Regions from separate parts of the Homo sapiens genome. Here all the other regions are linked to region 1. A link is a contact called in ENCODE Hi-C or POLR2A ChIA-PET data. All regions are on one chromosome and are shown on one strand. The core of a region is the stretch at or near the end of the contact, and the rest is flanking DNA. Distances in the headings are between cores, read along the strand shown.

The links. Hi-C counts contacts between places; a loop is a spot of excess contacts on that map. ChIA-PET counts read pairs that join two places held with the same protein, here RNA polymerase II (POLR2A). Pooled maps may share reads with other maps.
Region 2: a pooled map shows a loop between it and region 1 (5-fold over the local background). The contact joins the promoter of UPF1 here to the enhancer-like site in region 1. A Hi-C loop is called at or near these places in 2 of 50 pooled maps. POLR2A ChIA-PET finds 5 or more read pairs at or near these places in 3 of 52 experiments (BJ, HEK293 and HepG2).
Region 3: a pooled map shows a loop between it and region 1 (6-fold over the local background). The contact joins the promoter of FCHO1 here to the enhancer-like site in region 1. A Hi-C loop is called at or near these places in 2 of 37 single-sample maps with no recorded cell type and 7 of 50 pooled maps. POLR2A ChIA-PET finds 5 or more read pairs at or near these places in 2 of 52 experiments (both WTC11).
Region 4: a loop to region 1 is called in a pooled map, with 23 times the contacts of the local background. The contact joins the promoter of COPE here to the enhancer-like site in region 1. A Hi-C loop is called at or near these places in 4 of 50 pooled maps. POLR2A ChIA-PET finds 5 or more read pairs at or near these places in 3 of 52 experiments (K562, OCI-LY7 and WTC11).

What each region holds. Positions count from the first base shown.
Region 1 is chr19:18,303,329-18,306,146 of GRCh38, reverse strand. No RefSeq gene overlaps it. Among named protein-coding and RNA genes, the nearest start is that of LSM4, 18 kb to the left of the region's middle. RefSeq lists enhancers at 673-1,178, 1,069-1,448. Within about 2 kb of position 1,491, at least 37 of the 41 ENCODE cell types and tissues checked have a DNase peak (open chromatin) inside an H3K27ac peak, as active enhancers do; they include OCI-LY7, where a contact is called at or near this core.
Region 2 is chr19:18,830,684-18,833,383 of GRCh38, reverse strand. It overlaps UPF1 (UPF1 RNA helicase and ATPase), which reads right to left and starts at 1,425. Exons shown (of 24, transcript NM_002911.4): 1 at 944-1,425. The coding sequence starts at 1,174. RefSeq lists silencers at 812-891, 902-991, 1,142-1,241, 1,362-1,621.
Region 3 is chr19:17,750,010-17,752,739 of GRCh38, reverse strand. FCHO1 (FCH and mu domain containing endocytic adaptor 1) reads right to left here and starts at 1,263. Exons shown (of 29, transcript NM_015122.3): 1 at 1,163-1,263. FCHO1-AS1 (FCHO1 antisense RNA 1) reads left to right here and starts at 1,343. Exons shown (of 5, transcript XR_007067152.1): 1 at 1,343-1,524; 2 at 1,990-2,082.
Region 4 is chr19:18,918,027-18,920,726 of GRCh38, reverse strand. COPE (coat protein complex I subunit epsilon) reads left to right here and starts at 1,340. Exons shown (of 10, transcript NM_007263.4): 1 at 1,340-1,504. The coding sequence starts at 1,379. DDX49 (DEAD-box helicase 49) reads right to left here and starts at 1,012. Exons shown (of 13, transcript NM_019070.5): 1 at 871-1,012; 2 at 24-147. The coding sequence starts at 985. RefSeq lists enhancers at 738-1,337, 2,240-2,700 and a silencer at 1,418-1,607.

The sequences.
Region 1 (2,818 bases), core at 242-2,741:
GGTGGGGGACAGGGATGGATATCTGCAGTCGCCTGAATCCTCTCCGCCACAGCGGCACTTGATTGATGGTTAGAGATGGGGCATGTGGGGTCCAGGATGTGGCCTGCCCTGAACCTCACAAACCCGCCCCCTCAACACAGGCAGGGGCAGCAGTTGGGGGCCCGGGCCTGGAAGCCTTGGGATGCACCGGCCCACGGCACCCACCTGCCTGTTGGACAAGAGCATTTTTTTTTTTTTTTTGAGACGGAGTCTCGCTCTGTTGCCCAGGCTGGAGTGCAGTGGCACAATCTTGGCTCACTGCAACCTCTGCCTCGTGTGTTCAAGCGATTCTCTTGCCTTAGCCTCCTGAGTAGCTGGGATTACAGGTGTGCACCAACACAGACGGCTAATTTTTGTATTTTTAGTACAGACACAGTTCCACCATGTTGGCGAGGCTGGTCTTGAACTCCTGATCTCAAGTGATCCTCCCGCCTTGGCCTCCCAAAGTGCTGGGATTACAGGCATGAGCCACTGCGCCTGGTCGACAGGAGCATCTCTTGGCACACCCCATGCCCCTACAGTGTGGGCCGTGCAGGGGGCTGGGCTCACAGGGCGAGGTGGGTGGGGCAATGTTTAGAGGAGGAGGGAAGGAAGGGTGGGGAGCAGGGAGGCCCCATTTGCAGCTCCTGCCCCATGTCCTAGACTCACCGGCCCTTAGAGGCCTCTGGGGCTCTCCAAGGGGCCTGGGCTCCTTCCTCCCAGGGGTTGTGTGTGTCACGAGGCGTGGATCAAATCCAGGAGCTCTGGGGTCAGGCATCCTGGGAAGTTGGGATGGGAAAGCCCTCGAAGGCCCCTTCCCCTTCCTGATCTCCGTTTGGTTTTTTCTCCCTGACCAGGCTCTGAACTCAGAATGTGTTCCAACACCCCCTAGGTGCCTTCTCACCATTCAGGGTCCCAGGTGCTGGGGCTAATCCCCGGGCTCTTTTGCCTGCGTAATTGTGGCTTCTTGCCGGCGCAGCCAGACGCAGAGCCGGCTCTGACCTTTCCAGCCCGGCAGCTGCGGGCTCCTGGCCCGTGACTTGAGCCGCAGAGTCCCCTCGTCTGCCTCTGCCAACTTGGCCTTGTGGGCTAGAGTGGCCCCTGCTTAGGGGCAGCCAACTTCCAGAAGCTTCCGGCCCCCCTCCCTCGAGCTGGGTGTCGGACCAGCTCTGTGTTTCATTCTTCCTGGTTGGTTTCACAAAGCCTCATCCTCAGCCCCCTCAACAAGAAAAGAAACCAAAAGCACCAGTCTAGTTCCTAAATCCAAGGCTTCCAGGTCTTTCTGTCCCTCCGATGGTCTGTGCCCTCCTCACCCAACTGGGGCTGCCTTTATCGTAGATGGTCCCCACCCGCCCCCAGACCTTCTCGCCTGGAGTTTGCTTTCTGTTAGGGAGGCCCACGCCTGGCGCTGTGCTGTGACTCAGCCGGGGGCTGAGCTCTGCAGGGCCAGCCCACAGTCCCCCGCCAGAGTGCGACAGGCCCGGGTCGGCTGCTGACGCCACCTCATCCTGGAGCCAAACACCCGCTTCAGGGACAAAAGTGCAGAGGCTGGCCTTGGGCAGTGGCCCCCGAGAGGCAGCTGTGGGAAGCCATCCCTCTCTCCTCCTCCTCCTCCTCCTTCTCCTTCTCCTCCCCCATCCCCCTCCTCTCACTCCCCATCTTCCTCCCCATTCCCCTCCTCCTCCATCCTCCTCCACTCATCCCCCACTCCCATCCCCCATCCCCCTCCTCTCTCTCCTCCTCCTCTCCTCCTCTGGGCTTCACCTGCTGTTCCCAGCACTACTCTGACAGCCACCCCCAGATGGCCTGTGTCCCTGTCACCTCCCTCCCCACCTTCTTCTTTTGGAGCCCAGGGCCTGGCACGAGCCTGGCACTAGGGCCACTTGCCTTGTCCCAGGTGCTGGTGACACAGCCCCGGCAATCCTTCCCTTCCACAGGAGTGAGCCAGCCACAAGCATATGCATATCAAATGCATAAATGCTGTAAAAAGAAGAAACCAGGCCAGGCGCAGTGGCTCATGCCTGTAACCCCAGCACTTTGGGAGGCCGAAGTGGGCGGATCACCTGAGATAAGGAGTTCAAAACCTGGCCATCATGGTGAAACCCCATCTCTATTAAAAATACAAAAATTAGCCGGACGTGATGGCACAAACCTGTAATCCCAGCTACTCAGAAGGCTGAGGCAGGAGAATCGCTTGAACCTGGGAGGCGGAGGTTGCAGTGAGCTGAGATCGCGCCACTGCACTCCAGCCTGGGCGACAGATCGAGACTCTCAAAAAAAAGAAAAAGAAACCAGAAACAGGGCGGGCTCGTGAGGAGGTGAATGAAGAGGTGGTCAGGGAAGGTGAGAGAAGGACACTGAAGATTCAGGAAGGGCCTGAGAGACGAGGGAGCCAGCCACCTTGGGAAAGAACATTCTGGACCAGCAGGGGTCAGGAGGACAGTCCCGTGCAAAGGCCCTGTGCCCAGGGGACACAGGAGCAAACAGAAGGGCAGGAAATGGGGAGGATGTGGGCCCTGAGTGACATGAGAAGCAGCCACAGAGGGTTCTGGAACAGTCAGAAGCAGGGGTGGAAGCAGGAAGGGGGCAGTGCTGGGGCCTCAGGGCAGGGAGGAGGAGGCTGCCAGGGCCTAGGCTGACCAGCTGGCCTTGCCCAGGAAGTGCAGGACCCCGAGGTGGCACCTCCTTTCCACAGAGCAAGAGGAGGCCGGCTGGGTGCTGTGGCTCACAGCGGCAACTGTAATTCCAACACTTTGGGAGGTCGAGGCAGGCGGATCACCTGAGGCCAGGAGTTTGAGAC
Region 2 (2,700 bases), core at 176-2,675, 530 kb before region 1:
AGAACAAAACTCAAACCCAACTTTTCCAAGGCAAGAGTTGTGAAGTTATGTAACAGGTCGGTTTCAGCAACAGGCGATGCAAGAAAAAACAAAATACAACCTGCTTCCTGAATGATCTTAATAGCCAGCCAATATGTGCTCCTCCATGGGAGGCAAAAATTCTTCTCTGCCTCAACCTTCCGCTGGCCAGCGCCCCTATGCATGGGGAAAGTCGAACCTACGCTCCGTGACTGTGAAAGGTGGGGTGCCCAGATGGCTGCGACCACAGATGGGAGGTGGGACAGGCGGCCAGACCCACCAATGGGGAGACCGGGCAGGACCCCCGGACCAGGCCAGAGACAGGATTAGGGCAGGTCACCCTGGATACTCCCGGAAAGGGACTGAGGGAAGTCACTCAAGCTCCGGCCTGAGCAAGACCCGGCCCAGGTCGTAGGAGAACTCGAGGCAGAATACCGAGACCTGCGAAAGAGGGACCAGGGCAGGTCACCCTAGCCCGGATGGAATGGAAGAACTCAGATAAGTCAGGGGGCAGGTTACTCCAGGCCAGACTGATTGTGGGACACAAGGCAGGTCAGCCCGGGCCCAGGAGGGGGAGCAAACCCAGCTGGCGTAAAGGAACAGGGTCAGGTTAGCTCGGTCCCGAACGAAGTGGAGGACTCGAGGCAAGTCTGCCCGGCCCAGGAGTTGGGGGCCGAAGGAACTCAGCCAGGTCGCGGCCGGAGCGGGGGACCCGGGGCAGATCAGGCCAGGCCCGGGCAGATTGCAGGACCTGGGGCAGGTAAGCTCAGGCCGAGCCAGAGTAGGGGACCCGGGGCAGATCGCCCCAGGCCCGGCCGCGATGGGGGACTCCGGCCAAACACAGGCCGGGCCCGAGGCGAGTTCGGGGCAGGTCTCAGGCGCCGAGGCCGGGCCCGGGCTTCCGGCACCGCCATGTGCCGCTCACCTGCGCGTCGAGCTGTCCCGCCGCAGCGCCCGCGCCCGCGCCGCCCGGGCCTCCCGCGCCGCCACCGCCCGGGCCGCCGGGGCCGCCGGGGGGCGTCTGCGTCTGGCTAGGAAGAGTAAAGTCGGTGAACTCGAACTCGGAGCCCTGTGTGTCGGCGCCAAGCAGCTCGGCCTCCTCCGTGTCCAGGAAAGTGAGAGTCTGCGAGCTGGGCCCGTACGCCTCCACGCTCATGGTGCCTCCGGGTAGGGCCCTCGGGCCGGTTCCGCGCTGCACTCGAGCCCGCCGCCGCGCTGAGGCCTAGGCCGCAGGCCTCGGGTCGCTGCCGCTGTCGCCCCCGCGCGCCCGGAAAGGACCAAACCGCGCGCCCCGGCGCCAGCCGGACCGAGAGGTAACAGTGCCGAGCCGCCGCCGCTGCCGCCGAGCCCCTCCGCGCCTCAGCTCCCCTCGAAGCCGCCAGCCGCTCGCAGCCTAGAGCAGGAACTGCCGCCACCGCCGCCGTCGCCGTGCGCGTGCGCGAGCCCGACGCCGGCGGAAGCGCGCGCGCTCTTCGCGGGCGCCTGGTGCCCAGCAGGAAGACGGGACGCGCACCGCGCACGCGCAGGGGGTGGGGCTTTCAACCGCCGCTGCGGCGGCAGCTCGAGGACTTGGTCCCGCCCCAACTGCTAATTGGGGACGCCCGGGCGGCTGGCGGTGTGGACTTGGTGGTCTGCACCTGTGGTCGCTGCGACGGTGTTTCGGTTTAATTGAGCGCTAGCCGAATACCCTACATAGGTGGTCTCGGAACGCCCAACTGGAGAGACTGGGCAGGGACGGTGCGCTCCCACTCCTGGCAAAAGCTGCTTGGAACTCAGTTTCCCCATCTGTAAAATGGAGGGTGCCTCGCACATAGTAGATGCTCCCTGTGCATTGGTTTAAAAAGGGAGTGGGGCTCGGCGCGGTGGTCACACCTGTAATCCCAACACTCAGAGGCTGAGGCGGGAGAACTGCTTGAACTCAGGAGTTCGAGACCAGCCTGGGAGACAGAGTGAGACTCCATCTCTACAAAAAATATAAAAATTAGGCCGAGCGCGGTGGCTCACGCCTGTAATCCCAGCACTTTGGGAGGCCGAGGCGGGTGGATCATGACGTCAGGAGATCGAGACCATCCTGGCTAACATGGTGAAACCCCGTCTCCACTAAAAATACAAAAAATTAGCCAGGCGTGGTGGCACGAGCCTGTAGTCCCAGCTACTCAGGAGGCTGAGGCAGGAGAATCGCTTGAACCCAGGAGGCGGAGGTTGCAGTGAGCCAAGATTGTGCCACTGCACACCAGCCTGGGCAACAGAGTGAGACTCTGTCTCAAAAAAAAAAAAAAAAATTAGCTAAGCGTGGTGGTTCGCACCTGTAGTCCCAGCTACTAGGGAGGCTGAGGTGGGAGGATCGCTTGACCCTGGGAAGTTGAGGCTGCAGTAAGCCGAGATTGCACCACTGCACTCCAGCCTGGGTGACAGAGCGAGACCCTGTCTCAAAAATAAGTAAAAATAAATGAATGGGGATAGTCTTACGTACTGGGCCTGGCACTTGGAAATGATGGTTGCTGCTGTTCCTGATGCCTCTGCCACTGTTATTATACCATTACTATTTTTGCTATGATTATTATTTAGTGGACGTATACAGCAAAACAACTGGAAGCACATGGTCTGTGGTGGACTCTAGACCTGACCACTTACCAGCTGTGTGAAATTATACAAGTGACTTAACCTCTCTGAGCCTAGGGT
Region 3 (2,730 bases), core at 14-2,513, 550 kb after region 1:
TTTGTAGAGACTAGGTCTCACTAGTGTGGCCCAGGCCAGTCTCGAACTCCTGAGCTCAAGCCATCCTCCTGCCTGGGACCCCCAAAGTGCTGGGATTACAGCCATGAGCCACAACCCCTGGCCTTAATTTTTGTATTAATTTTTGTATTAATGTTAAACCAAGTAAAATTAAATACAATTGGCTGGGCGCAGTGGCTCACGCCTGTAATCCCAGCACTTTGGGAGGCCGAGGTGGGTGGATCACTTGAGGTCAGGAGTTCGAGACCTGCCTGGCCAACATGGTGAAACCCCATCTCTACCAAAAAATATAAAAATCAGCAGGGCGTGGTGGCACACACCTGTAGTCCCAGCTACTTGGGAGGATGAGGCAGGAGAATCACTTGAACCTGGGAGGCGGAGGTTGTAGTGAGCCAAGATTGCCCCACTGCACTCCAACCTGGTTGAAAGAGTGAGATTCTGTCTTAAAAAAATAATAATTAAATACATACATACATACATACATACATACATACAATTATATGCCCAGCTCCTCAGCTGTGCCAGCCTCTCTTCCAAGGCTCAGTAGCTACATGGGGCTGATGGCTGCTGTATTGGATGGCCAACATTGTTCTAGAAGATCCCAGGAACCAAGGAGCCCAAGTTCCCCAGAAACCAAGAATCTCACTACTGTTTTCACAGTTTCAATTAGATTGCCTCACCCCACCTCTGGCAGACAGATACACATGGAGCACCAGTATGTGTGCGACCCTGTACCCAACTATTCACACGCATCTGCTCATCCAATCTTCATGCCATGCCCTCAGAGGCAACCCCAACTTTATGAAGGAAACCGAGGCACAGAGAGATCAATCATTGGTCCCGGCTGACTGTGATTTTGCCCCTGGTCTGTCTGCCAATGACCTCCTGTTTGAAACCATCACGCGTGGCTCTCTGGGTTTCCAAGCTCCCCTTGCCGCCCCCCTAACCCAAACCACCACTCACAGCTGGAATGGGGGACGGGGGGCAGGGCAACGGGTGGCCCCATGCAGGCTTTGGCCAGCCCAGGAAGTGACACCTGCTACTTCTCCTGAAACCCAGGCTCCGGGCAGGGGGGCCTCCCCTCTGTTCCTGAGGGGGGCCAAGGCGAGATGATGGGTATCTACTGGCCAGGGCTCAAACTCACCGGACAGGGTAGCGAGTGGGATGGGGCCCCTGTCTGACGGGGCAGGCGCCAGGAGACAGCCACGAGGCCACTTCCGTCAGCACCAAGTTGGAGGCTTGTGTGCATGGGTTGGGGGGGGGACAGGAAGCTCACCCCGCCCCGCCTACCATCCAACCGCCACCTTTCCTCCCCCGCCCGATCAGCACCCATGGGACCTCCCTGGAACCACACAGGCCATGGGTGAGTAAACAAGAGGCGCTTGAACCTGGAGCCCCCCGGCCTGAACCTGGAGCTGTTCTTACCGAACAAATATTAATCATGGCAATTGGGAAATAACTGAGCACCAACCCTGGCCCAGGCATTCAACATCTTGCCATCCTGAGGTAGGCCGATACCCACTTCACAGACTGGGCAAACTGAGGCTCAGAGAGGGAAATGCGCTCAGAAAGGGGAAGACATGGCCAGGCGCGGTGGCTCACGCCTGTAATCCCAGCACTTTGAGAGGCCAAGGTGGGTGGATCACGAGGTCAAGAGGTTGACACTATCCTGGCCAACACGGTGAAACCCCGTCTCTACTAAAAATACAAAAATTAGCTGGGCGTGGTGGCCCATGCCTGTAGTCCCAGCTACTCAGGAGGCTGAGGCAGGAGAATCACTTGAACCCGGGAGGTGGAGGTTGCAGTGAGCCAGAGGTTGCAGTGAGCCGAGATTGCGCCACTGCACTCCAGCCTGGCGACAGAGCGAGACTCCATCTCAAAAAAAAAAAAAAAAGAAAAGAAAGGGGAAGACATTTTTGCATTCATGAGCGCTTTCCTTCACTACAAAAGAAATTTAAAATTATATTTTAGGTGGTGGCTGATGCCTGGAATCCCAGCACTTTGGGAGGCCGAGGCAGGTGGATTGCTTGAGCCCAGGAGTGCGAGAACAGCCTGGGCAACATGGTAAAACCCCGTCTCTACTAAAAATACAAAAGTTAGCTGGGTGGGGTGGCATATGCCTGTAATCCCAGCTACTCGGGAGGCTGAGGCAGGAGAATCGCTTGAACCCAGGAGATGGAGGTTGCAGTGAGCGGAGATCGAGCCACTGCACTCCAGCCTGGGTGACAGAGAGAGACTCTGTCTCAAAAACAAAACAAAACAAAACTGTATTTTACAACTACATTGACATAAAGACAAATATATTAATATTATACACAAAAATGTTTCCTTCAACCCAAGAGTTCATTTTTTTCCCTTTGGATTTTAAAAGAAGTGAAAACATCAACCTAGGGACCCCTAAAAGCACTGTGAGCCTGAGACACTGGGCATTTTGGGTCTGATGGAGAAGTCAGCCCTGCTAGAACCCAAGTCTCCCAGCCTGTACAGTACCAGCACAAAGCCCAGAGATGGCCGGAGACTTGCCCAAGGTTACACAGCACATTGCCAGCTGACTCAGAGGTCCCCATCCTGCCTTCCCGGCACCAAGTCTTGCAAACCTGGGGCTGAGACATGTGAGCAGCCCCAGAACAGATAAAACAAAGCAGGAACCACATCAGCAACAAAGGCAAGACCCGAGCTCCCATCCTGGGAATCGAGTGGTGCCTGGCTGGG
Region 4 (2,700 bases), core at 91-2,590, 610 kb before region 1:
CAGGAGGCCTGCTGGGGGCTTACCTGGTGGGTGTCAGGACGAGGCAGAAGATGCCATAGGGATCCTCAGACAGCTTCTGCAAGATGGGAAGGACAAACGCTGCTGTCTTCCCACTGCCTGTCTTAGCACAGCCCAAGCAGTCTCGACCTGGGTTGGGGACAAAGCAGCATCAACACCCTCCATGTGTGGACAGCTGGGTTTCAGAGACCTTGCCCAGGACACACTGCCAGTGAGTGGCAGGCTGGACTGGAACCCATATCCATTTGACCCGAGATGCCCACAGCTTCCTACCACCTCGTTCTAACTCCGTCCAGGAGCACGTGAATTTGGGGAATCCAGAATTCCCTTCCCTCATATGCATCTTGTGCTCCCTGTTGACCCCTTCATTTGTTTATTTAATCCCTGACTTATCACATCTTAGGCTTCCTGTGGGCCTCTCTTTAATGGCGAAACTGGGTTGGGCTAGAGGAGCAGAGAGAAGACCTTCTCCTAGAGGAGCAATCACAGGACCAAGGAGTCCTGGATCTACCAGCAATTTTGACAGCCTCAACTTCTATTTGTAAAATAAAGATAGCAGTACCAGGTCTGCAGGATTTTGCGATACTATCGGACTAGTCATCCATCAAACCCTCCCTGTGCTGAGACTATGAAAATTTCAGAGATTACATCACTTGCGTACGAACACAAAGCGAGTCAGTCATGCAACCTAAATGCCAACACTGTCCAGTCGTCCTCCGGAACCCCGGATCTCCTGTAACGCCCGAGGTTGCCCCTCGCCTCGTGGGACCGGAATAAGCAAAGGTTGCGAGAAGGGAAAGGAGTCGAGAGGAGCGGAGAGGCCTCTTGGGGAAGGCCCTGGGCCATACTCACCCTCCAGGATGGCGGGGATGCAGCCGAGCTGCACGGGCGTGGGCTGCTTCAAACCCAGCTGCCGACATTGTTCCACGAGCCACGATGACAGCCCGAGCTCCGCGAAGCCTGCCATCCTTGTGGCCGCTTGTAGGGGCCCCTTGTAGGGGCCCGTGTGATCCGCGCTTCCGGCGCGCGCCGACGACGTCACGAGAAAAATCTTCCTGTTTATTGGATCTGCCTCCTGCGTGGTCCCACCCTCTCCAGCTCCCTCAGCCTATTCCCAGCCTCGACCGCATCCTTATCATGTTTCCCCGGATCCCATTGGCTTGCAGAAACACACTACAATTCCCGAGATGCTCTCCGTGACGCACTTACGCCTTCCGCCCCCTTGCATATTATTGTGGAGCTTCCCATTGGCTTACTTCGCCGCCGCTCGGAAAAAGTAAACTACATTTCCTAGCGTGCCCGTGTCTTGCTTCCGGCTGACGTGTCTTTCAGGAAGAGGAGCTGGTGAGAAGACAGCGAAATGGCGCCTCCGGCCCCCGGCCCGGCCTCCGGCGGCTCCGGGGAGGTAGACGAGCTGTTCGACGTAAAGAACGCCTTCTACATCGGCAGCTACCAGCAGTGCATAAACGAGGCGCAGCGGGTGAAGGTGCGGCCGCGCAGGGGCGCGGGGACGCTGGGGGCGGAGGCGGAGGACGCTTTCTGGTGGCCGCGAGCCGCGTTCTGCGTCTAAAAACTTTCTCTTTTCTTCTCGCGTTTTTTGGGCCACCTCTTCCACAGTTCAGTGAGGAGTAGTCACTGTCCCGTGACAGAACCCAGAGCAGTAACAGTTTACGGTACTGCTCACTCGTACAGCGTTCTCTCTGCGCCCTTGAAAGTGTTTTGAGTAAGGGAGGTGTTTATGCCACTGTAGTGACAATAAGCCTATTTTGTTCAGCCATACCTTCAGTTCCCGTGAGATGGAGACTGTTGCTTATCCTCATTTTACGGATGAGAACCCTAAAGTTCAGAGAAGGACGTTTCCCTGCCCAACCAGCCTGGTTATTTCTCCCAGAGCTTACCCATTCATTCATTCATTCTTCATTGAGCACTTTTTTGGACGGGCACTGTATTCCGCTGGACTCAGAATGATAAACACAGTTTCCCAGCGCAGTGGCTCAAACGCCTGTAATTCTGGCGCTTTGGGAGGCCGAGGCGGGCAGATCGCATGCGCCCAGGAGTTCGAGACCAGCTTGGGCAACGTGGAGAAACCATGAGTCTACCAAAAATTAGCCGGGCGTGGTGGCGGGCACTTGTAATCTCAGCTACCGGGAGGCTGAGACAGGAGAATCGCTTCAACCCGGAGGCCGAGGTTGCAGTGAACCGAGATCGCGCCACTGCACTCCAGCCTGGGTGACAAAGTTGTAAGAATTAAAGAGGAAAGAAACACGAAAGGTGGCTTGCCAGTCAAGACAGGTTTATTTTAGAGAAAACAAACCTGAGAGGCGCCTTCTGGCGGAGTTGGGTCAGAGTAACACTCTTTTACAGACTAAGAGTTTTTAAGGATTCAGGGTCGGAGAGTTTATCAGAGGCTTGAACTGCTTCTGTGTCTCTTCGTTGTGCTTATCTGGGAGGGAGAGTTGTGTGTCTGTTCCCATACATCTTTCTTTTTTCTTTTCTTTTCTTTTCTTTTTTTTTTTTTTTTGAGATGGAGACTCGCGCTGTTGCCAGGCTGGAGTGCAGTGGCGTGATCTCGGCTCACTGCAACCTCCGCCCCCAGGTTCAAGCAATTCTCCTTTCTCAGCCTCTCGAGTAGCTGGGATTACAGGCGCGCGCCACCATGGCCCGGCTAATTTTTGTATTTTT